Linked DNA regions of Homo sapiens: region 2 is linked to region 1. A link is a loop called in an ENCODE intact Hi-C map of the cell type or tissue named here. Cell type or tissue: heart right ventricle. All regions are shown on one strand. Links, peaks and the distances in the headings refer to the core of each region. The heading gives the core; the rest is flanking DNA. Region 1 overlaps LOC105377374 (a long non-coding RNA gene). Region 2 has its middle 28 kb from the start of MIR577.

Evidence for each region. Hi-C counts contacts between places; a loop is a spot of excess contacts. Peaks named below come from ENCODE experiments on the same cell type or tissue, not always from the same donor. Only the 100,000 strongest peaks of a DNase experiment are listed, where the experiment ranks them.
Region 2: it touches region 1 in a loop (5-fold over the local background); 22 of 110 quality-filtered maps call a loop at or near these places.

Annotation. Positions count from the first base shown.
Region 1 is chr4:113,398,637-113,410,869 of GRCh38, reverse strand. LOC105377374 (a long non-coding RNA gene) reads left to right here. Exons shown (of 5, transcript NR_199847.1): 3 at 8,356-8,648. Among named protein-coding and RNA genes, the nearest start is that of MIR8082, 250 kb to the right of the region's middle. RefSeq lists an enhancer at 6,283-6,577. In heart right ventricle, for the core only: no CTCF peak of the experiment used is centred there; no DNase peak of the experiment used is centred there; H3K27ac peaks cover 648 bases.
Region 2 is chr4:114,678,314-114,690,546 of GRCh38, reverse strand. No RefSeq gene overlaps it. Among named protein-coding and RNA genes, the nearest start is that of MIR577, 28 kb to the right of the region's middle. In heart right ventricle, for the core only: no CTCF peak of the experiment used is centred there; no DNase peak of the experiment used is centred there.

The DNA of each region.
Region 1 (12,233 bases), core at 3,794-8,793:
TGGTTTAAAGCACTGATATATAAAGAAGCAGGCAAAACCCTGAAGAAGCCAAAAAAAGAGAAACAGTGTTGAATTTGCTCTTTGGTACAGATTCTCTCTTGATATTAATACTAAGAGTGGAGCACCAAGGCTTTCTCCTGCTTCCTGTTTACAAGATGAAGTGGCATCATGATTCAGGGCAGAAATTTTAGAATCAGACAAAACTAGATTTGAATGTTGCCTGGACTTGGGAAAGTTATTTCAACTCTGGAAACCTCAATTCACTTATCCAGGAAAATGATTAAAATACCTCATGGAATGTATGAATAATGTCTCTTTAGACAGCATATATAGGCTATATAGAGGGAGCAGTTAGCATAGTGCCTAGCTCATTACAAATGCTCATCCAGAGTGGTGGCTCACGCCTGTAATCTTAGCACTTTGGGAGGCTGAGGCTGGCAGATTGCTTGAGTCCAGGAGTTTGAGACCAGCATGGGCAATATAACCTTAGTCTGTCTCTGCTAAAAATAAAAAATTAGCTGGGCGTGGTGGCACATCTGTAGTCCCAGCTACTCAGGAGGCTGAGGTGGGAGGATCACTTGAGCCTAGAAAATTGAGGTTGCAGTGAGCCAAAATTGCACCACTGCATTCCAGCCTTGACAACAGAGTCAGACCCTGTCTCAAATAAATAAAATAAAATAAAATAAAATAAAAATGTTCCACAAAAGCAAGACATTATTAAATTTTGAACAAAGGCAAAAGAGCACTCGGAATGGAGATTGGCTCCTGGTTGCTGAACTGTCTTATTTTATTCTTACACATCCCTTCTCTTCCCCTTCTCCAGGTTTTTGCATGAGTCTAGGTTACTGTATTTTTTCTTCTTAAGTTCTCCTGTCATTTTTAGTACACTATTTTAACCCTGTGAAGTTGCTGATATTTCATCATTTCAGACCTGCAAAAATGGCTGTTTCATAGGATCCAACCAAATATCTTTCCACAGGTTAAAAGCCATTAGCCATTGTTAGAAGCTTTTCTAAATGAATAAACAGGTTGGGATAATTATTTTCAGCAGGCTCAAATCATATCATTATAATTAGTTCACCCACTGAACTTAAATGGACCCTAGGACACAGTACTTAGCTCATAAAAAATCTCTTTACTATAAGCTTTACATTAAAGCACCTGTGATTAGTTGAATTAAAAGATTCTTCTGTGATTCACAACAAGAATTTTACAAGAAATTATGTGCTATGTAACTGAAGATTTTAAAGATAATTTTTATAAATATAACCCAAAACTGCTTTCTTTTTTACCATCTATGAAATCAAGAAACCATAGAAAGTGTGGATACAGAAAATAAAAACTTCCTAGGCAACAACCTCACACAATACAAAAATAATCAAATGCTGGCAGAAATGGTCCCTTGGAAATCGTGGCTCATTTGTTTAGAGTTCTACTGCTATTAGCTTCTGGTGATCAGGGAGTGAGAAATGGAAAGTATGCCACAGAGAATCATTAAGAACAACACACTAGATAGAGATAACCCATTTAGCTGACAAGCCACACAATGCAGTTCGAATTAAAAGCAAACAAACACATGAAAACAAAGAAAAAATGTAAAACCAGTGGAGAGCATGAAGACTCTGAAAATCCTGACAGATTCCTAAAGTCTCCACAAACAAAGATTTCAGTGTTGGCCGGGCGCAGTGGCTCACGCCTGTAATCCCAGCACTTTGGGAGGCTGAGGTGGGTGGATCATGAGGTCAGGGGTTCAAGACCAGCCTGACCAACATGGTGAAACCCTGTCTCTTCTAAAAATACAAAAATTAGCTGGGCATGGTGGTGGGCACCTGTAATCCCAGCTACTCAGGAGGCTGAGGCAGGAGAATTGCTTGAACCCGGGAGGCGGAGGTTGCAGTGAGCTGAGATTGCACAACTGCACTCCAGCCTGGGCAGCAGAGTGAGACTCCATCTCAAAAAAAAAAAAAAAAAAAGAAAAGAAAAAAGAAAAAGATTTCAGTATTATTGTCCTAAACCAAGAAAAAATGCCAAATGTGCTTTTAAAAGCTAGGAAAATGAAAAGAAGACAAATTCTGAGGTGGAACCCGGCAATGTTAAAATGAGAGGTTTAAAATGCTTGAAGGGTCCTCGCCTCTGTGGCTTTAAACAACCAGATGCTTCTGCAGAGGCAGCACCTCCATGGTCAGTCCTGATCCGAGTGCAGAGCCCAATCTGGAACCTTCCAGGCATTGCCAGAACTCCTGGGGCTCATTCCTTTGGCTTTCCTTGTGCTGTCACTTACTCAAAATAATAGAACCAGACTTTGACCTCTGAAGACTAAATTAATCATTATGTCCACTTTGAAAAGTTTTCTAAACGCTTGCTGATGCAGAAACTGTACTGATATTCAGAGAATCTGAGAGTGTGATGTGCCCACTATGGGCCCAGAGCAGAGTGGGGTCCCCTCTCTGAATGCATAGGATAGGCTTGGGGGATGCTCAGCTACTCTCTCTGGGCTTTTGGCAGTGTCATCATTGAGCAAAACCTGCTAAAGGGTTACAGCATCCTTGCTTTCTTACCCTTTCCCTCACCTACAGCTTCTCATATTTGAGAGGAGTATAATGATTGCATAAGCACCGAAGGATTTCCCAGTGGGGTTATTGAGATATGAAAGGGATGACCAGAATTTTTGCTTTCACATACACACAAAAGTGTTGAGGTATATTCTCGATTAATAATAGCAGAGTCAGAGATGTGGATCATTTCAGGCTTACAACATGAAATGCTTTAAAATTATTAGATGTATTTAACTGATAAAAGCTAGAAAATCAAGTCAGATTTGTTTGCCATCGAAGGAAGACTTTTACCTGAATTTATTTGATCAGTGCCTCATACCTTCTTGAATTTTTCTCTGTATGAGTAAACTTTTCTTTTACTTATCATAAAAATAATTGCTCCAAAAAGAAACATAGTTAAATCAGCTCTTTGATAAAATATATTCTATCTTCTCAGAATTCAAATTTTTACAATAAAACAGTCAGATCTGTTTGTACAAACATGGCCATTTAAGGCCAAATGAGTTCTTCACAATATTTTATTCTCCCAAACCAGTTAGTTAATTGTATAGGTTTTAGTCAGAAGAATGGCCAGTCACTATACAGCTGTATCCCTTTACAACACCAGGATCAAAAGGAATCCACCTGGATGCAAATCCCCACACTCAGGCCTCTCTTTGCTCAGCCACTCTCCTCGCCATTGGCCAGGTGGCTGCAAGCCTGTCTCCCTGGCCCCCTTCAGGTCTTTGCTAAGAGTCACTTTGGTGAGGCCTTCCCTGCTCACTTCTGTTCAAAACTACAAGCCCACCCATCTGCTCTAGTTCCTATTGTACTTCCCTGATTTGTTCATCTCAATAGGACCTTTATCCTCTTCGTTGTTATATATATTATTCATTTTTTATGAAGATTTCTCCTTCCTGTAAGGTGAGGCATCTCTGCCTCTTCTTTGTTGCTCTATTTTCAGGACCTAAAAGAGTGCCAGGCACATCGTGGGTCATAAATAAAGACTTACTAAATAAAGGAAAGAGACACTTGTGTGATTGAAAGTTTGCTTTGCAGCCATCTCTGTAGTCACTCACTATGAATGGAATTAATTTATATATCTAGGAAAATATATCATAAAACGTCTCTGCAGGGCACATCAAATGTGCCAAAACAAATAGTGACAATAAGTGCGATACATTATTTTGGGGGCATTACGAAACCAAACATACAAAAGGGCAATCTCTGAAGAGGAAAAACACCACAAAAAAAAATCTGTTTGAGCGAGAGACACATTCTCAAAAGTGCTTTGCAATGCTTAGAACAGGACAACAATAAATAAATAGTACGCATACCTGTAACGATTATGAACGGGTGAGTTGGCTGCCTCTTACCGTGGATTTTTAGCTTCTTCACAGGTGACTGCAGACGTTGCCAAATATTATGAACTGAAACCAAAGGAAAGATTCCCCTGAGCTGCTGACAGAGCTACCTGCCAAGAGTTTCATGTTTCTGAGTTGGAGCTGCAGTCGAACGGTGAAAGAGGCTTCCTGTAGCTAATGAGCCCTTTTCCAGGTGCTCTGCATTGCTGAGGCCATACAGAAGTCAATGCCCTGTCAGTGATTGCTCAAAGGAACTCTCTGGAGTTTAATTGGGCTTTCTGATCTGATCATTAGGCACAGCTATTGGTGTGTCCCCAGGTGACCTGAGATGCCTGCTCGGTAGTTATTGCTCCCTTCTTTGGCACTCACTAGAGGAGTGTTTACCATTTGTTGAGTTATAGAACAGAAAGGGCAGAAGAGGATTTAGTACAACATGTGATGGCAGCCCACAGTTGCTATTTAACCTCACAGGAGGTGTCCTTCATAAACTAATTCAACAGCGATGGCACGAGCAGCATCTATTCTGCCTCCAGATGGAGGAACAAGGGTGATGGTATGGCTTCTTCCCTCTGCTTCCATTTTCATTTGCTGCTAGCTTTCTTCTCCCCTTATAGTGGGCTGGGGGTATATGGGTGGTCTCAATTCCATGACATTTTATTTCCCAGTCATTTGGTGAAGACCGTCCAGGGAAAATTGCTTTAATGGCTGAGTCAGCAACATAGCATGGAATTCTTGACTCCTGGCTAGATACTTCATTCTATTCTAATCCTATGGAGGCAAGAAGAACTTCACAGATTAATTCACTTTCTCAAAAGAAAAACATGTGCACCCTATTTTCTTTAGAAATGAGCATTTAGAGTTTGCTACCGGAGTAGGGAGGATGAAGAGTGCAAAGGTTCAACTTCTGGTCTCTGCCTCTGAGCACTGCCTCGCTGCCGAGTAGGTATGCACACTTGGTGAGTCAGGAAGCCCCTTCATGTCCCAATTTTCCTGACTATGAAACAGGGATAATAAAAGTATCTACCACCCAGGGTTGTAGAGAGAATTTAATGAAACCATGTACATAAAGCATTTAAGATCATACCTGACACATAATCTTTCAATAAATCTTCACTGTTGCAATTATTTCTGGTTACACATTATACACAGAAAAATGCATTAAACTCTTCTTAACATGAATATGTGATAAATTTAGAGCACTGCATAATCTTCCAGACACCTCTCAAGCATCAGTGCTTATGAGACCAGGAGGAGATAAAGGATGATTATCCACAGTCTTAACTACATTTCAGCTGCAACCGGTCAACTCTATTTTCATCAGGCTTAAGAAGTAATTACCAAGCTGATGTTTATTTCATCATCTCTGTCTCCTTCTCGGCACCACCTGGTTCAGGTGCTGATCAACAGTGCAACTTGTCTGCTGATGATCAGCAGTGCAACTTGTCTGGGAAAAGAGAAGAAACCAGGGAAAAGGAGAAGTCAGTAGCCTGGATGATCCCCAGCAAAGCAAAGGCTTCGAGTTAGTGAGTGGGATCAAGCTGCACCTTCCCATCTCAGGACGTTGGTGATTTACCCTTGAGTTCAGGGTCTGCTTGGAGCCTGAAGGAGCTGGCTCTTGAAGATCTACTGGCCAGTGATATGCAGGTCCACATTGTACTTTTCTACTGTTACAAACCTAGGCTGAGCCACAGAGAGTTAAAATGATGTTAGTAAATTTGAAAACTCCTGGGAGTTCATTGCATCAGCAGCACTGGGCTTCAGCTTAGGTGGAGGTGATGAGGAGCTACAGGACACAGTTGAAGGCACATTAGGAAGAAGATCATCTTCCTCTTTGTCTGCACCCCTCCCAAGCAACAAATCTCCACACTGTGGGCTGTTGATTTGGGCTGAGACTGTTGGTTGTCTGCCAAAATCCATATTCCTTTACTTCCAGAATAAAACAACAGCAACTGGCAAAGGAGGAGACCATGTGACTAAGTTCTCTCGGTGAACGATCAGCCCAGATGGAGTGCTTCTCCTGAATCTGAGCTCTCAAGACAGCAGCTGGGCCTCCACACTCTCCTTCCCCTCCACTTCTGGCTGCATATAACCAGAGGCCTCACCAGAGGGGCTCTGAATGACCACATAAAGGAAATCCGTCCAATAACCCAAATATCCACACTGGACTGTTAGGTGCACGAGAAATAAAATTCCATTGTGTTTGAATCTTGGATGACAGTTTAGCCTATCCTAACACCCTGCCTGAAATTTCACTTTTGAAAATATACTCCTTTGAATTAAGGCTTTTTTTCTTTGTTCATCCCCAATAAAAGACATACCTATCTGGGATATATAAAATATCATGCTTTCTTAGTAATTTGTTCTTAAATGCTTCAATCAGAGATTTACTGAGAACTGATTACAGCATGAGTCAGGAAGGAGAGGACATTTGAAAAGCGAGGAATACATAAACAGAGAAGAGACCAGGACCCTGAAAGACTGGGCGAGAGTGACCTTTGTGTGTTTCACAACTTTGCATGAATGTTGACAGACTTAATAAGGCCAAATTCCATCTTCCTCATGTTTACCTGGATGGATGGGTTGGCTTCTCTCTCCTCCTAACTGAGGAAACAGCTCCCATGGGTGATTGCTGTTCTCTGGGGCATGTTTCAGGGAACTCCACTGTATGGTCTGGGCACCCACCATGTGCTGGCGAATGTACATGATGTCCTTTCTCCTCCAGGGGTTAACAGACCTCCGATGCTTACAGCTGGGCTTCCCACAGAGTGAGGTGGAGCTCACATCTAGTAATCAAGCTCTGGGTCACTATGGCCATTGGATCCTACTGGACAAAGTGATGGTGGTGGATACTTTTCAGATTTGTACCTGCTTTCAAATAAGTTTTGATCTTTTGGACTAATTTGGGATTTACTGCTCACTCTAATTTAAACTATTTCATTTTAGGTTAGTGGAACTATTTCAGTTTAGTAGAACAGCATTTATTGAGCACTCACTATGCGCTGGGCATTAGGAATTTTCTGAGGCATAGATAGAATTATTTTTCCTTTGAAATGAACTTTACCTCCACATACACATCTGGAGTTGCCCATATTCTGGGAGATGGGCAGACCTCATCTGAGCTGAGCTGAGCTGACCTCCTTTACTGCAGGAGCTGGGGCTGGAGGAGAACATGAGCTATGTCAGAGAGGTAGAATAGAGATGCCTTCTTCCTCATCTTCTCTCCTATCCTTCTTCCCCAACAACGAGAGACCACTGAACTCTACTCAGCTCTTAGATTTTCATTCGCATTGGCTCCTAATACAAAACCCTGGATCAACAACAAATCTTTGTTCTCTGCATAAAATCTTGGACCATTATTGAGGAATCTGGGCCAGAAACAAATAAGACCTCTATTCATCAGTTTCCATTTGTTGCAGGACTCAGGTTGTTTCTGGGATAGCTCAGTTACAAGATCTTCCTTCGATAGGGAAGGGGATGATGGCATATGATCTGTTTATTCATTCCTAAGCCAAACAGGAAGACTAACAAACATTGTTGTGCTGTCCTCCTGAAACTGAATTCTTATTTTAAAAATCTTCACCATGCACTCTGTTCATTTTGATGGTCATTAATTCCACTCATTTAATCTAAAAGAAGGAAATAAATCCTTAGTAAAGCACTATTGAAATAACCACCATGGGCACTGAGAGAGGCGATACACCAAATGCCTCATTTTGTCTAGAGACCTTCATTTTTAGCAACAGGAAGAAAGATTTCAAATGTGTTTGGTAGTAAGAATGGTATTTATATTTTTATTCCTCAAACTGCCAAAGAGAGGAGCTCTTGGCATGGGTGGGAAAGTCACTACAAAGAAGTGGGGAAGGAGTAGGGATCCCAATTTTTGTTTCAAATCAATGCCTAATCCAATTTTTATTTACTAAAATGAAGCTGATACTTACTCCTAAATCTTTTTTCCCATTTGGTTCAGAACTCATAGAACAGGTTATGTGATCCATTATCACTCTCAAACCCCATGGTAACCAGAATAGATAATTAAGAAAGACTATTCACATTGGTAATCTGTCACAGGAATAGACAAAAATATAAAAAAGAAAGAATGTTAACATCCTTATACATATACTCAGGTTCAGATTTGGTTTATAAAAATTGTTTTCAAAATGTTTTTTGAAAGTGAAAGTTCCAACATACATTTTAATATATTTGTTCAGTTTTTGTTGTTGATCAAATTCAGGGTCACCAGTGGGTGAATTTCATAAGCAGTGACAAGGTGGAAGACTGTGGTACATCAAATCAAAATTGTGATAATATTGAGAACCCCTAGTCTTGTAATAGGAAAGAGATTTTGTTGATGTGTGATTCACATATTTTGTTGATATGTCTATGATTCAGGGGTTATTTTGTAGTTATCTGGAAGAAAAGAAAAACATTTATGCATTAATCAGATTTTTTTTTTTCAGATGGAATCTTGCTCTGTTGCCCAGGCTGGAGTGCAGTGGCATGATCTCGGCTCACTGAAACCTCCACCTCTCGGGTACAAGGGATCTCCTGCCTCAGCCTCCCAAGTAGCTGGGATTACAGGCGCCCACCACTACGCCCAGCTAAGTTTTGTATTTGTAGTAGAGACAGGGTTTCACCATGTTGGCGAGGCTGGTCTCAAACTCCTGACCTCAGATGATCAGCCCCCTTCTGCCTCCCAAAGAGTGGGGATTACAGGCGTGAGCCACCATGCCCGGCCAATCAGATTTTCTAAGTAAGTATTTAAGAACCAAAACAATTTCTAATGCAATATAATGCCCCAAATTGAACTTCAACCAAATGTAAATCAGTACATTTGTAAGGTCTCCTTTTAATATATGCTAATTTAAAATATATACATATTTCACTGATTTTAATGTACAAATTAGTAAGTATTTTTGCAAGATAAAGAACAAAACTATAAAGTTTCACAAACAGAAATGGATCTAATGGGTCATTTAGGGAGAAAGTTGTCTCTCTCTAAGAAGTTTTACTAGACTAAAGCACAAGATATTGTATTAGTCTGTTTTCATGCTGCTGATAAAGCCATATCTGAGACTGGGAAGAAAAAGAGGTTTAATTGGACTTATAGTTCTACATGGCTGAGGAGGCCTAGGAATCATGGCAGGAGGTGAAAGGCACTTCTAACATAGCAGTGCCAAGAGAAAATGAGAGAGATGCAAATGTAGAAACCCGTGATAAACCCATCAGATCTCGTGCGACTTAGTCACTACCATGAGAACAGTGGTAGATAAACTGCCCCCTTGATTCAAATTATCTCCCACTGGGTCCTTCCCATAACACATGGGAATTATGGGAGTACAATTCAAGATGAGATTTGGGTGGGGACACAGAGCCAAACCATATCATTCTGCCCCTGGCCCCTCCAAATCTCATATCCTCACATTTCAAAACCAATCCCCCAAAGTTCCCCAAGGTCTTAACTCATTTCAGCATTAACCCAAAAGTTCACAGTCCAAAGTCTCATCTTAGACAAGGCAAGTCCCTTCTACCTATGAATCTGTAAAATCAAAAGCAATCTAGTTACTTCCTAGATACAATGGGGGTACAGGTATTGGGTAAATACAGCCATCCCAAATGGGAGAAAATGGCCAAAACAAACGGGTTCCAGGACCCACGCAAATTCAAAATCCAGCGGGGCAGTCAAGTTCTAAAGCTCCAAAATGATCTCCTTTGACTCCATGTCTCACATCCAGGTCACACTGATGCAAGAGGTAGGTTTTCATAGTCTTGGGCAGTTCTGCCCCTGTGGCTTTGCAGGGTATAGCCCCACTCCTGGCTGCTTTCACAGGCTGGCCTTGAGTATCTGTGGCTTTTCCAGGTGCACGGTGCAAGCTGTCAGTAGATCTACCATTCTGGGGTCTGGAAGATGGTGGCCCTCTTCTCACAGCTCACTAGGCAGTGCACCAGTAGGGAGCCCGTGTGGGGACTCTGACCCCACATTTCCCTTCCACACTGCCCTAGCAGAGGTTCTCCATGAGGGCGCCTCCCCTGCAGTGAACTTTTGCCTGGATATCCAGGCGTTTCCATACATCTTCTGAAATCTAGGTGTAGGTTCCCAAACCTCAATTCTTGACTTCTGTGCACCCGCAGGCTCAACACCACATGGAAACTGCCAAGGTTTGGGGCTTGCACCCTCTGAAACCATTGGCCGAGCTGTACCTTGGCCCCTTTTAGCAATGCCTAGAGCAGCTGGGACGCAAAGCACCAAGTCCCTAGGCTGCATACAGCATGACGACCCTGGACCTGGTCCACAAAGGCATTTTTTCCTCCTAGGCTTCATGGTCTGTGATGGGAGAGGCTGCTCTGAAGATCTATGACATGCCCTGGAGACATTTTCTCCATCATCTTGGGGATTAACAATTGGCTCCTTGTTACTTATGCAAATTTCTGCAGCCAGCTTCAATTTCTCCTCAAAAAAATTGGTTTTTCTTTTCTAAGGCATCATCAGGCTGCAAATTTTCTGAACTTTCATGCTCTGTTTCTCCTTTAAAACAGAATGCTTTTAGCAGCACCCAAGTCACCTCTTGAATGCTTTGCTGCTTAGAAATTGCTTCTGCCACATACCCTAAATCATCTCTCTCAAGTTCAAAGTTCCACAAATCTCTAGGGCAGGGGCAAAATGCCACCAATATCTTTGCTAAAACATAACAAGAGTCACCTTTGCTCCAGTTCCCATCAAGTTCCTCATGTCCATCTGAGACCACCTCAGCCTGGACCTTATTGTTGATACCACTATCAGCATTTTTGTCAAAGCCGTTCAAGAAGTCTCTAGGAGGTCCCAAATTTTCCCACATTTTCCTATCTTCTTCTTAGCCCTCCAGCCTCCAAATGTTCCAACCTCTGCCTGATACCCAGTTCCAAAGTCACTTCCACATTTTTGGGTATCTTTTCAGCAATGTCCCGCTCTACTGGTACCAATTTACTGTATTAGTCTGTTTTCACGCTGCTGATAAAGACATACGCGAGACTGGGAAGAAAAAGAGGTTTAACTGGACTTACAGTTCCACATGGCTGGGGAGGCCTCAGAATCATGGCAGGAGGTGAAAGGCACTTCTTACATGGTGGCAGCAAGAGAAAATGAGAGAGATGTAAACGCAGAAACCCCTGATAAAACCATCAGATCTCGTGAGACTTATTCACTACCATGATAACAGTATGGGGGAAACTGCCCCCATGATTCAAATTATCTCCCACTGGGTCTCTCCCACGACACATGGGAATTATGGGAGTACAATCCAAGATGAGATTTGGGTGGGGACACAGCCAAACCATATCAGATGTATTATATAAATTTATTTTGCTTATATTTTCTTATATTTTGAAATATTTACTATTTTGTTACTTGTACAAGTAATATAATTTCAAGGGAGAAAACTTGGAAAATACAGAAATACACAAAGATAAAGTCTAAGAACTAATTGTTGTGCTCAAAGATGACTACTGTTCATCTAGCCTTTCTTTCGTGTTTGTGTGTGTGTGTGTGTAGGTGTATGCGTGTGTTTATATGTACATTGTAGGTGTATACATCAGTGTGTGTATGTATATGTGTGTGTTTGTGTGTATATGCAGGCATGTATATGTATATGTGTATTTGTGTGTATGTGTACGTGTATGTGTGGGATATGTGTGTGTATACATGTGTATAGGTAGGGACATATGTGTGTATAATGTGTAGGTGTGTGTATGCATAGGTGTGCGTGTATATGTACATGTATATGTGTATGTGTTTGTGCGTATGTGTATGTGTGTGTGTATGCATGGGGGTGTGTGTATGTGTAGGTGTGTGTGTATGTATAGGTGTAGATGTGTGCATGTATGTGTGTATATGTGTATGTGTAGATGTGTGTGTGTATATATATATGTAAATGTGTGTGTATGTGTATATATGTGTCGGTGTGTGTATACGTGTACATATGTGTAGGTGTATGTGTATATATGTGTAGGTGTGTGTATATGTGTACATATGTGTAGGTGTATGTGTATATATGTGTAGGTGTGTGTATGTATGTGTAGGATGTGTGTATGTGTATATATGTGTAGGTGTGTGTGTGTGTATGTGCGTTATGTGTATGTGGTGGTGGAGGTGTGTATCAGATGCTAAATGATACTTTTCCTGTTGACTGAGAGCCTGAAGTTTTTGTGGAGCCCTGAAGGTTAAGAATTCTAGGTGCTTAACCATTTCCCCTTGCAGGACAGGCTAAGAGTCTGTGAAACCAGTTTGACAACCCTAACTCATCAGTCACATTGGAAGAATCTAGTAAAAAGGGGAAGGTAAGGGTAGAGCTGGGCCTGGTGG
Region 2 (12,233 bases), core at 2,792-7,791, 1.3 Mb before region 1:
AGCAGTGTTGTATTTAACAAAGTTTGGGATTTCAATTTTAACTCATATTACATGAAATGAACCACAGCAAATTGTTCTTATTCTCTACCACTCTTAAACTCCAGGGGTCTTCCTTTCTTCTGGCCTAATAGGACTCTTTCGTTCATGCCACACGGTATTTTATATTTAGTCAAAATTTATCTTAGGCTTCTCAAATGATTACCTGTTGCTTGATTTCTTGAGTACTTAAGGTAATTATTTTTATGTTTTTCATTGTTACCATGGCTCTTTTATCAGAGAATTGGATGAAACTACCTTTGAGAATATTAATTGTACTAGAAATCTCAGCCTGGGCATTTCCCACACATCACACCTTCAAAAACCTCTTGTTTTCAAACTTACCATTAGACAGTAGGGTCTTTGTGCCAAAGACCATGTCTTTTTCAGCTTGGTCTCCCACAACACATAGTCCTGTGCCTAGCACAGAGTGGGTGCTCAGTACATGTTTCTCTGAATGAACAAATAAGTGTATTATCCTGCTGAGAAGTCTAAATAACATACACAGACAAGCACTAAGCAAGAAGAGAGAAGAAAATGAAACATTAACATGTGAAAATAGGTAGGTTTTTAATTGTGTTTACGACAAAAAGAGCATGGAATTAAACATTCTGTTCCAGATTACTTGGTGAGATGATTATAAAGTGATAATGTAGACCTACAATTGTTTGCATGGATATACTATACCAAAAATGTGACTATTCATTTTCTCACATCTCTTGGACCAGGGTTACTGATCGTGTTGTTTTCTTTATAAAAGCTCTTCCAGAACCAGCATCATAAGATACTAAAGACATAGATTCTGCAATATTGAAAGAGAAATCCAAGATAATTGTTTCATTCATAAAGAATCTTACAGGTAAATTTCACGATTTAGTAACAAAGCGGAATGTCCAAGCATATCATCTGAAAATGATTTAATAAGTATGAAGTAGTGTTTCCACATGACTTGCCTTATTCTAAATAATATTTATCCTTTAAATATTATCAAATACTATTATTATATAATGACTGTATGTTGCCTGCTTTTGACAGGGATACAGGTTATTATTTTGAGCTTTCTCCACTGCGTTAAAATAACATGTTTGTATGTGTTTCTGGTTTGGTTTTTAAAAATAACATCCTTGTTGAACTCTAATTCATATCCCATATATTTTAGCACATAGGTTATATATATCATATAAAATCAGTGAATTTATGCTTTAATTTATAAGGGCAACAAGAAAGGCAACTACTTGACAAAGATTCAGAAATAAGTTTATCTACGAAGGATCGAGAACAACTATTCCACTAGACATTCTCCAGAGGAGAATCAATTATTTAGTAAATCTCACAGCCTCTATTGAAAATATCCTGTGCCAGACACTAAGGATAGGTCACTGAGCCTGACAGATGTGGTTCCTGATGTGGAAGAATTTAAAGCCCAGAAGGGGAGGGGGGAAATACATGCATATGCTTAGTACTCAGAGAAAGCTAGCAAGGGGCTCTTATTTGGGTCAGAGTGGCCAAGAGTTAACAGTTAAATATATTTTGTCTCATCTTACATAAATTTAGCTTTATTTCTACCATAAATTCTCATCCTAAATCCTAACATACACAGATATAGAAGCAGTAGGATAAATAATGAATCAAAATGCTTCTTTTGTTCATTCAGCAAACATTTTATGTGGGCTTCCCATATCTGAGGTCTCTACTAGGTGCTGGGAATTAAAATTAAAAAGTCACTGACATGGTTTCTTCATGGTTAGTGGAGAAACTAACGTGTGAGCAATTATAACAACGAGCCATGAGCATAGAAAACCAGAAGAAAACTTGGGAGCAGGGAGCATAACTCAGACTGAGAAGTCTTTCTCTAAAAGATAATATTAGGGTTATGATTTGAAGAGGAAACATTTGGTCAAGGAAAGGGTGACGACAGAAGTGGGAAGAGGTGAGGAAAAAGATGGCAGGTAGTGGGAACTCAAGAAGGAAACAGAGATACTAAAGCTTATGTTTATTAAAAATAGCATAATACATATGAGAAATTGCAAATGACTATATCGAGCAGGTAGGAAGTGTAGAAAGTAAAAAGAAATGAGTTTGGAGATGCAATTAAGCACCAAATAATGAAGGGTGTTATGTGTCAGCCTAGGTTTTATCTTACTGTGACTAGGGAACTACTTGAAGACCTTGAGTAATTATAAATAGAATGACCACATTTGCATGTGTACACAGATAATTCAGTAAGTGGAAGGAAAATAGGTTGCAAGAAAGACAGCCTGGAAGCAGAGCAAACCATTAGGGAACAGTGGCAATAAGCCAGGAAAACATGCTAACCAGCTGCGTGAAGGCAACAGCAACAGAGAAGATACTCAAAAGATATCAGGGAGGTAAACTAACAAGACTTCGCTACTAGTCGAAGATGGTGGGTGTGGAAGGCATCTAAGGTGACACAAGGATTTACTGGCTTGAGTGGTGGTATTAATTCTGGTGTCACTATTTAAGAAAGGAAATGAGGAAGAGGATGAGATTAGGGAAACAGGGACAAGAATAGACTGATATTATTGAGTATATGTGCCAGCCACTGTTCTTCTGCCACAGTTTTAATTCATCTTTATTTGCTGCTGAATTTCAAACATGAATCTCCAACCAGGCTTTCTTTCTTGAGTTCCAGATTTGTATATCAAAATGCCTCCTAGATATTTTCACTTGGATAGCTTGATAAAGAACTACAGAGTAGAATCTGAAAAATGAGATTAGATTTAGGCACTAGAAGAGAATGTGTGTTGTTAATTTTTTGCTATATTATTATTTTTCACTGAAACTATAGAAAATAAGAAAAATAGAGGTATGGATACAAATAAGTTAGGAGAAGTGGCAGCAAGATGAAGAAACATCTTTGGGAATTATTTCTTTCAGTAAGTAAAAAAAGATAATCTGCTGAAACCAATGGAGGTAAATTGGCAAACTAAAAAAAACAAAAAAACTGAGGGGAAAATGGTGAAGGTTTGAAATAGCTACGGACAATAAGAGAGGGAGCCAAAATGGAACATATAAAATGGTGTGCAGGTATCATTGACAGTTCAACTAAGATGAGGACCTTGACCTGTGGGATTTCAATTTTAGTAGCACCAATCCACGTGGCTATTTGATTTCGGTAAAATTTCTGATGAGTCCAGGTACAGGAGTGGAGAACACAGGTGGTTATCCAGGATTGGACTTTTGCTTCATTGAGTGTAGCAGGAAAGTAGAGTCAAGTTTTGTGGGTGTAGACAATAGAACTGCTTAAGTTAGAGATCAAAGGCCCAGAGAGATTATCAAATAAAATGTAACCAGGAGGAATCTTTTAGATTGACAGGGAAAAAAAAAGGAGCAGTTATGAGCTGAACATTAATAGAGTGTAGTGGGAATGGGAACTGGAATGTTAAGAGGCTAAGAACAGAGAGGAAATCTTAGAGCAGAGTATTTCAGAAGTGGGGAGACCCTGGGTGATGCAAAGACCTAGGTTTGGAATGGAGTTGCTGACTGAAGAGGAAGGAAGGAAAAGTCAAGGGCTTGGACAAAACCGTGGGAACTTGATATTAATTTGTCAGATGGCCCACCCAGTATTGGAAGGACTTTCAAGGCCACTAGTCCAACCTCCTTAAACAGAAAAGTATATTAAGGTGTGACCTTCAATAAATGTTGGCCACAGAGCAGGCATCCTGAGCATGAAATAGTCACCCATCATAGAACATCCTATGCAAATGATTTAGCTTAAGTTCTCTAAAGCAAGTATAAAATAAGTCAGTGATAACTTTCTGATTTTTTATTTAAATATTATTTGTGTGCAGTAGTTTGTATTTCTTACTTTTGTTTTTAGAAGAAAATGGTTGACATGATTTGAAGGGAAGGAGCTTTTGATTCCCTCTTGGACAAAAGAACTTCAGCAAAAATCCTAGAGGGAGAAGCAATAGGGGATGTAACAAATGTTCTCTTAGAGTTGACATCTAAATGACTTCTCATTGTAGAGGCATGGAACCAATCTAAATTCTCCCACTTCATCTTGTGTTACCTATCAGTTAAATCCTATTTTTTTAATCCTCATATAAATGTAGCTCTGGGCTTAATATGGAAACATTTTTTGAATATGGATTAAAAAAAAATCTATGTTTGCAGTTTTTAATTTATTTGATTATACCATCATCTGCCTCTAGTGGAAGAAAATTCAAGGTTGTTTGCTTTCCTGGCCTCCTTTTCTCACTTTCTCTCCAAAATGAATCAGGATCAAGGAAGAAAAATCATTTTCTTTCATCCCTAAGGAGGAGGAGTATTGATTATTGCCAGCTCCTAGGATATAATAGACTCAATGAGCTAGAACAATCTAATCAAATCTTTGTAAAAGGGGTTAGAAGGTACTGTATCTGTAGGGGCTCCACACACAAACCTGAAACTTTTCCTAATTCTATTACTTTACAGTCTGTGTTATTTACCTGTTGGTAGAGAAAAGATAATGAATCTGAAAAGAGAGCTATTAAATTAATAGTCAAATGTCATGATTACTTATTTTACCACACTTCATTATTGCTCTCAGTTCCTTCAGCCATACAAAAGTTTGGTTTACCCATCCCTTTCCTTTCAAACATTTGGGAAGCTTTAGAAACCACATTTGATATAATTCTGGGATGTGGGTTTGGTATTTGGAATGCATACTTTTGTGAAATGGAGATTAATAAAAATAGAGTAATAACTACTCAAGCAAAACCAAAAATTGCAGGAAGAAGCAAGTGCTAATTGAATAATGTGTATGGCTAGAGTTAAAATCTCTAAAAAATATATGACATTTGGTTATTATATTTCTTGTATAGTAACTCCTTAATGTAGTAATTTCTCTTTCTATACCAGAGACAACATTATATAGTAACCCATGCACACCTATTTAATTCATGACTGCCTAGATAATTATAATATTATACTTACTCTGTCACAGTTATTTCTTTTTCTTTTCTGTTTATTTTATTTTATTTTATTTTTTGAGATAGAGTCTGACTTTGTTGCCCAGGCTGGAGTGCAGTGGTGGGATCTCAGCTCACCACAACCTCTGCCTCCCAGGTTCAAGAGATTCTCCTGTCTCAGCCTCCCAAGTAGCTGGGATCACAGGCATCCACCACCATGCCCAGCTAATTTTGTATTTTTAGTAGAGACGGAGGTTTCACCATGTTGGCCAGCCTGGACTCAAACTCCCAACCTCAGGTGATCAGCCCGCTTCGGCCTCCCAAAGTGCTGGGATTACAGGCGTGAGCCACTGCACCCGGCCTGTCACTGTTATCTTGAACACGCTGTCAGTCAGTACTCCTAGGCATTTATATTTATTTACTATGTTAAGTAAAAAATGGTTTATAAATTGTTGCAATTGCTGGATTCTTTTATTACCAGATCATATTCCTTTTCATATTTTAAGATGAAAAAATTATCATTTCTCTTCTGCAAACTAGCTAAGAAGAAGCTGTACACACTAAAACTGTTTTGCAGATTTCCTAAGCCAAGCATAAGTAAACTTGAGTGCTATCCTTTTGTCTATCTACAATTTAGCTTCAATAGAGAGCCTTTACATTACATCAAATCATCTGTAACACAAGAAGCTTAACACCAGCTGTTTTGAAAGTTGTGCCATATGGCCAGGTATCGAACACTCAGGAACATAAACAGGTATCTTGGGGAAAGTTACTGAATAGTTAATGCAAAGCAGATTGTGTTACAGTAATAAAGAGCCAAAAGTAAGTAAGACTGAGGTCAGTTAGAAAAGTTTTTTGTTGGTTTGTTTGTTTTTGCTTAGCATAGTGGTCACATCTGTTCATCATGTATACTCCTATCAGAGCAAACTACCTGCAGTTCCCCAATGTACCACACTCTTCCATAACTCAATGCCTTTGACCATAGGGTCATGCCTTCCAAAAATTATCTCTATGTATTTCTTTACCTGGTGAGCTTCTATTTTTTCTTTTTGACTCAACTGAAACAATCCCCAGGTGGAAACTTCTCTCACTTTCCTCTGTTTCAATGGCACATTGTCTGTACCTATATTACAATATATATTCCTTCGCTTATTGAAACTGCTTACTTGCTGGTTTTGTCCCCTGGAAGTCAGAAACTATGGCTTCTTCATCCCAGCATTTCCAGTATTACGTACAGAGCCTGGCACTTCGGAAACAGAAAACAATGTTTGTTTGTGTTTTAATAAAGGCAGTACTTAAAGCAATGAGATCAAGAGAATAATAAGAATACTGACAAAGGAATATTATTTGGTGGTGTTACAAATGAAGAAACATATGATTTTGTATAAACTAATAAATTTTACTAACTTAGGAGTGTAAGAGATATCAGTATGTTCAGAATTGTTAGCCAAATAAGTAGGTATCTTTTGATGTAATATTAAGAAATATTAGACAGAAGGTAGCAAATGAATGTAAACAAGGGAACTGCAAAGACTGTGATAAAAAGGCCATTAAAATGTAGCCAGATGGAAGTTTTTAAACAGTTTTAGGAGAGAAAGAAGATCCAATGAATATATCAAAAACTAGACTACCAGTGAAGAAGAATATTCCATTACAGTGCTTATGTTAAGGAATGAGGCAAACAGAAAACGAAAACACTAGATTAGATATAAAACATCATGAGGATACAGATCACAGAAGAAAAATTATTAAAGTAAATGATCAGATAGTTCAAGTAGAATGAAGAAAAGAGGTAAACTGGATGTTGAAAGAAAGGAAAGGAGCAACTGAAGTGGTAAAGTGATGTGCAATGAAAGCCAAGGTGGAAGCAAAAAATGATCTAGGTATGTTTGAGGACCGGAAAGAAGACCAGCCCCAGGAGGACAAAATGCTGTTCTGAAAGGTGTAGATGTTTGGGTTAACATTGAAAATTTGAGTTGAAATATACCAAACTTTTTTATTTTCATAGACCTTCAAGTCTTTTTCTATGGGCTGACAACAAAGCAAATGGTTATTTAACTTACAGTGAAATCCAGAGCCCTCTAGGAGCAGAGACACCCCAACAAGAACAACTGGAGCTATTTGATGCTGATAATAACAAGATGTACTCCTACTTGGAACTAATAAGAGCATTTGGGCTGACTGGTAAGAGGATTCAAGGGCCGGAATATCAATAATGGTCAAGTGACAAATAGTCTTGAACAATGTTCTGCATTACAGCCCAAAATTAACAGGCAACCCACATTTTCAATTGTTAGTTTATAATTGAAATCCAAAACAAAAGTTTATAGAAAAACCTGAAAAGTAGCAATAAACATGGCATCTCAAGCCATACACAAGGATAATTAGAGTTTTAAAAACTGACAATCATTGCTTAATTGCACGAATAAATGGGTTATTTATTTGCAGGCTATGGAAAGGCACATTATTTAGTCTCCTTTTGTACTTGATAATAGGATTTTAGGATGACACTCTTAATACTGTTAAACTTTTTTTTTTTTTTGAGACGGAGTCTTACTCTGTTGCCCAGGCTGGAGTGCAGTGGTGCGATCTTGGCTCACTGCAAACTCTGCCTCCTGGGTTCACGCCATTCTCCTGTCTCAGCCTCCCGAGTAGCTGGGACTACAGGTGTCCGCGACCACGCCCAGCTAATTTCTTTTTGTATTTTTTTAGTAGAGACGGGGTTTCACCATGTTAGCCAGGATGGTCTCGATCTCCTGACCTTGTGATCTGCCTGCCTCGGCCTCCCAAAGTGCTGGGATTACAGGCGTGAGCCACCACGCCCAGCCAATACTGTTAAACTTTAAAGCCTGAGTATTATAAAGTGGTGATGTAAGGCTACTACTCATTTAACAGAAATAAGAAATTAAAGCAACATAAATTGGATGAAATTTTAAGGAATCTAAAATACCTTTTAAAATTGTACTATTTCCCCCATCTGCTTTTTTTCTATTTAGTTTTCACAGAATATGTTGTAATTTGAACAGATTTACTGTACATATCTAGGGGCAGTTTCTTAACCAGTGAGGAACAGCAAACATACTAGACCTGGCATCTGAAAGCTGGTAGATAAATAGAACACACAACTATAAAATAAAATTCCATGTCACCTAATGCTAAATTTATTTATGATTGGAGAACAAAAAAATATTTAAATTTCTGTCATTTACCTCTGATATAAGAAATGATAGCCAGCAGAGAGATGTTCTGCACCTTCTGTCTTGATATGCACAAACATGTGAGTTGATGCCACCTACACTTCCAGTGGTATAGCCACATTCTCAGGTAGGACACCCATTTATCTTGAAATCTGCATCAATAGAACATGTATGACATAATGTGGCCCATATGCCTATAGATGCCTAGATATTGCCAAAGTCTTGCACTTGCCAAATTCCACTGACATCTTTATGTCTTACATTCAAGACCTTTAAAGGTCTTTGCTTGATTTTTGCTCCTTCCCACCTTATCTCTGATGAAATAATAATTTTAAAAAAGATGGATGACCATTCCAAAACATAGATTGCATAGTTGAGGGACCCACCTATCCAATTCAGATAAGCTTCCCCAGAACATCACTGAAATATACCAGGTGGAATAAAAATACATTTTGAAAAGTATGAGAGGAATTCTGGGTAGTGTTTGATCTGTAACCACTCACTGCTGCTTCCTTCCCAGGTCGTCCTTGCCTTTGCTATCCACACCTTTCTGTTCATTGTTACAGGAAAGACAATTACTGCTGCAATCCTAGCTTCAGATACATTTTTGAGTACCTGCCACCTCTCTGTCTTGGGCTTTTCTCGTGCTCTAGCAGACAGGTGGCTGCAGTTCTAGCACATTTTAACATTAGAGATATGAGTGATGTTACAGAACCAGAGACAGTACTCATTTTCTGGTACAAAAGGATCCTGTTAGGAGCACCAAGAATGAATGTTTGAGACAGGCTTCCACAGGGGAAAACCAACGTCTCTATCTGTACAAGGTAGTTGTCTAAAAATTTTAGCTGACCAAGTTGGGGATAAGAAGATTGTATGTGGCTTGATAGTTTAGTGATCATTGAGCTATGCCCCAAACAGTTCATTCAGTGCCATATCCAGAGCGTCACACAGTGCCCTGAGGGAGTGCAAACTCATTCAGTGGTAGCCCTCCTCCCAATACCCATAAGAAGCACCATATGCACATCCACTGTTTTTGATCTTACATCCTAAATGGCATTCATCTAGTACAGATCAAACATTTTTTTAAAAAAACAGCTAGATATTTTCTTAGTTCGCCTTTGTAAATTACAGTGTTGGAATTTATTTTATTTCCACGTTGTTAAAAAACAAAGGCATCTGGCTGGGCATGGTGGTTCACAGCGGTAATCCCAGCACTTTGGGAGGCTGAGGCAGGTAGATCACTGGAGGTGAGGAATTTGAGAAGAGCCTGGGCCTGGCCAACATGGTGAAACCCCATCTCTACTAAAAATACAAAAATTAGCTGGGCGTGGTGGTGCATGTCTGTAGTCCCAGCTACTCAGGAGGCTGAGGCAGGAAAATCACTTGAACCTGGGAGGGAGGAGGTTGCAGTGAGCTGAGATTGTGCCCTCCAGCCCGGGTAACAGAGTGAGACTCTGTCTCAAAAAAAAAAAAAAAAAAAAAAAAAAATCATTAGATACACATTAGATAGACAGGCACAATCTATGCACCATAAACTTGAAAAGGATAGGGCAGCTTGGAAAATACCTAAGGGTAATAGAAAACCCAAGAGAGGAAACTGAAAGCTTGGAAGCAAGAAGATGGGAGAGAACAGGTAAGGAAGGTTGTGTCATGTCAGTAGTATGAAATCTGGACCTGGAGTATGGCATATTCAAACTCGAAATTAATTGCACTTTCTCAAATGGTGCAACTGGTGTATCCATTCTCTTGGATTCATAAAATTTATTCAGAGGTACCCAAAGTAAATTTCTTTCTTGCCTTCATCTTTGAGATTGCAAATGAGAAGTCATTTGTCAGTTGTAAGAAAAATGTTATTTATACTATAAGTGTAGTTTAAATTGCTAAATCTCAAAATGTTTTCCATTTTAGAGTAAGAAGATGGAAGTACAAGAAAGAATACATTCAAAGCAGTGACTTGATTTTATTTTGTAACAATTTCATCCTATTTATTCCTAATATTTTAGTAAGAAGTGTTACAGAGGGTACATCTGACCAAGTTTCTAAACTTACTAGTCCTTTTGAATTTTATTTAGTTTAAAAAAGATAGTTTTTGTTTCTTAAAAGACTTCAAAAAGTTCATAATACTGTCATTCTTTTAAAAAAATTGAGAGACCATTTTAAATTTTTTAAAAATCAAATTTCGAAAGAATTACGAGGATAATTTAAATGCTAACTACACATATAAATATATATAAATGCTATTAATAATACATATTTTTGTTCAACTTAATATATGTCTTTAGCATTTGTTTTTTCTACTAAAAATACAAAAATTAGCTGGGCGTGGTAGCACATGCCTGTAATCCCAGCTACTCGGGAGACCGAGGCAGGAGAATTGCTTGAACCCGGGAGGCGGAGGTTGCAGTGAGCTGGGATTGTGCCACTGCGCTCCAGCCTGGGCTACTGAGCGAGCCTCTGTCTCCAAATAAATTAATTAAGTAAGTAAATATTAAATTGACACAGTGGAACTGGTCACCTCTGCTCTCAGGAATATGGAATAATCACTGCACAAAATAGGGTTACTGAAAAGTAAAACTAATTATAGATAGAAACTAACACAGAAATAAAATGCTTTCAATTCTATAAAATTCAGCAAGAACTTCAGATTTTATTGGTTAATAAATGAAAAACCTGAGATAATATATTACCTGAGATTAATGTTGATGTTGGACTTCTTTGAGTAGATGGACATTATTATAATTGTTTTATTTGAATAACATAATTCTACAAGTAGTTCTGATTTTTCAGAGTCTGAACTTGGATTATATACTACTCTATTGAAAATAATCTGCTGGTTTTATGTATAATAAGGAAGATCACTAATCTTGCAGGATACAATATAAATGAATTCTCTCTTACATCATGTCTGCCTTACCCAAAAGTGAAGATATGAGTCATAAAAGTATTGTGTGCCTTTGGTTTCCATATTTTAAAAGTTAGGAGTCTTGGTACCAATACTCCTTACCTGCCCTGCTAACCCCAACTCAGCAACCCAAACACCCAAGTGATCGGGGATTTTTAACACTTTGCAGGACTTGTAGAAAAATGACAATATGAATACTTTAATTGTGTGGACATCTAAGACCCTTCTAATTAAATTTGTTGGAAAAATGTTTTTGCTGTCAAAAATATCAATAGTATCTTCACATGAAATACATGTCTTCAAAAGCTGGCTAAAATGTTACCATCTTGGAAGCATGATAAGCAGCTCTTTAATGCATATTTTGGAGAAGTTTCAATAATAGGACTCCTATAATTCTCAAACTTCATCATATGAAATGTAAAATTTTTCTATTTCAGACTGTTTTTGATTATATCAACTGCAAATAACCATTCTTTAATGTGATTTAATATTTACAAGCTGGTTGAATTACTTAGAAGCTAGAATGAAATATGAATTATACTTTCAGTAAAACAGATTGTTGGATTATCCCTTGAGGTTTTTCTTCAACTTATTTTGGTTCTTTCATTTATAAACCTTTTATTTTTGAAGTGGAGTCGTTCAGTTTTAGTAGCATTTGGGACTGAGTAAGTAGCTGAGTTTTGAAGAGAATCTCTAGCTTCAATCATAAACTATTACTTTAACCCAAACATTAGCTCTTTTCAACCCTGGACATCCAAATCCTGCCCCTATGTGTATGTGGAGGGATATTAGAAGCTGCCACTCTAGAGGAAAAATGTCTTAATTCTCATTTGTGTTTGACATGATGATAACCAGTTATGGGAATATTTTAATAGTTGCAGAAACTCTTTCTAAATAATAAATGAATAAATACTTTCTTGAAAACTTTATTATAGAATCTAGCCCAAGTGTGGAAAATTTAAAAATCACCCTATTTACCAAAACTGTCTAACAATAATCTTACTAGAAAAAAAAAAAAAACAACAATGATCAGTAAATACCTACACTTAACATTCTGAATTCTGGAACAGAATTTTAAGATCCATGTCGATGTCCTTGTAAGGTAACTCCCTCTGTTTAACAATAAAAAAAAAAGTCTCACATTTAACACGTGTTTCCACACTCATAAATACATACAAAAGTTGG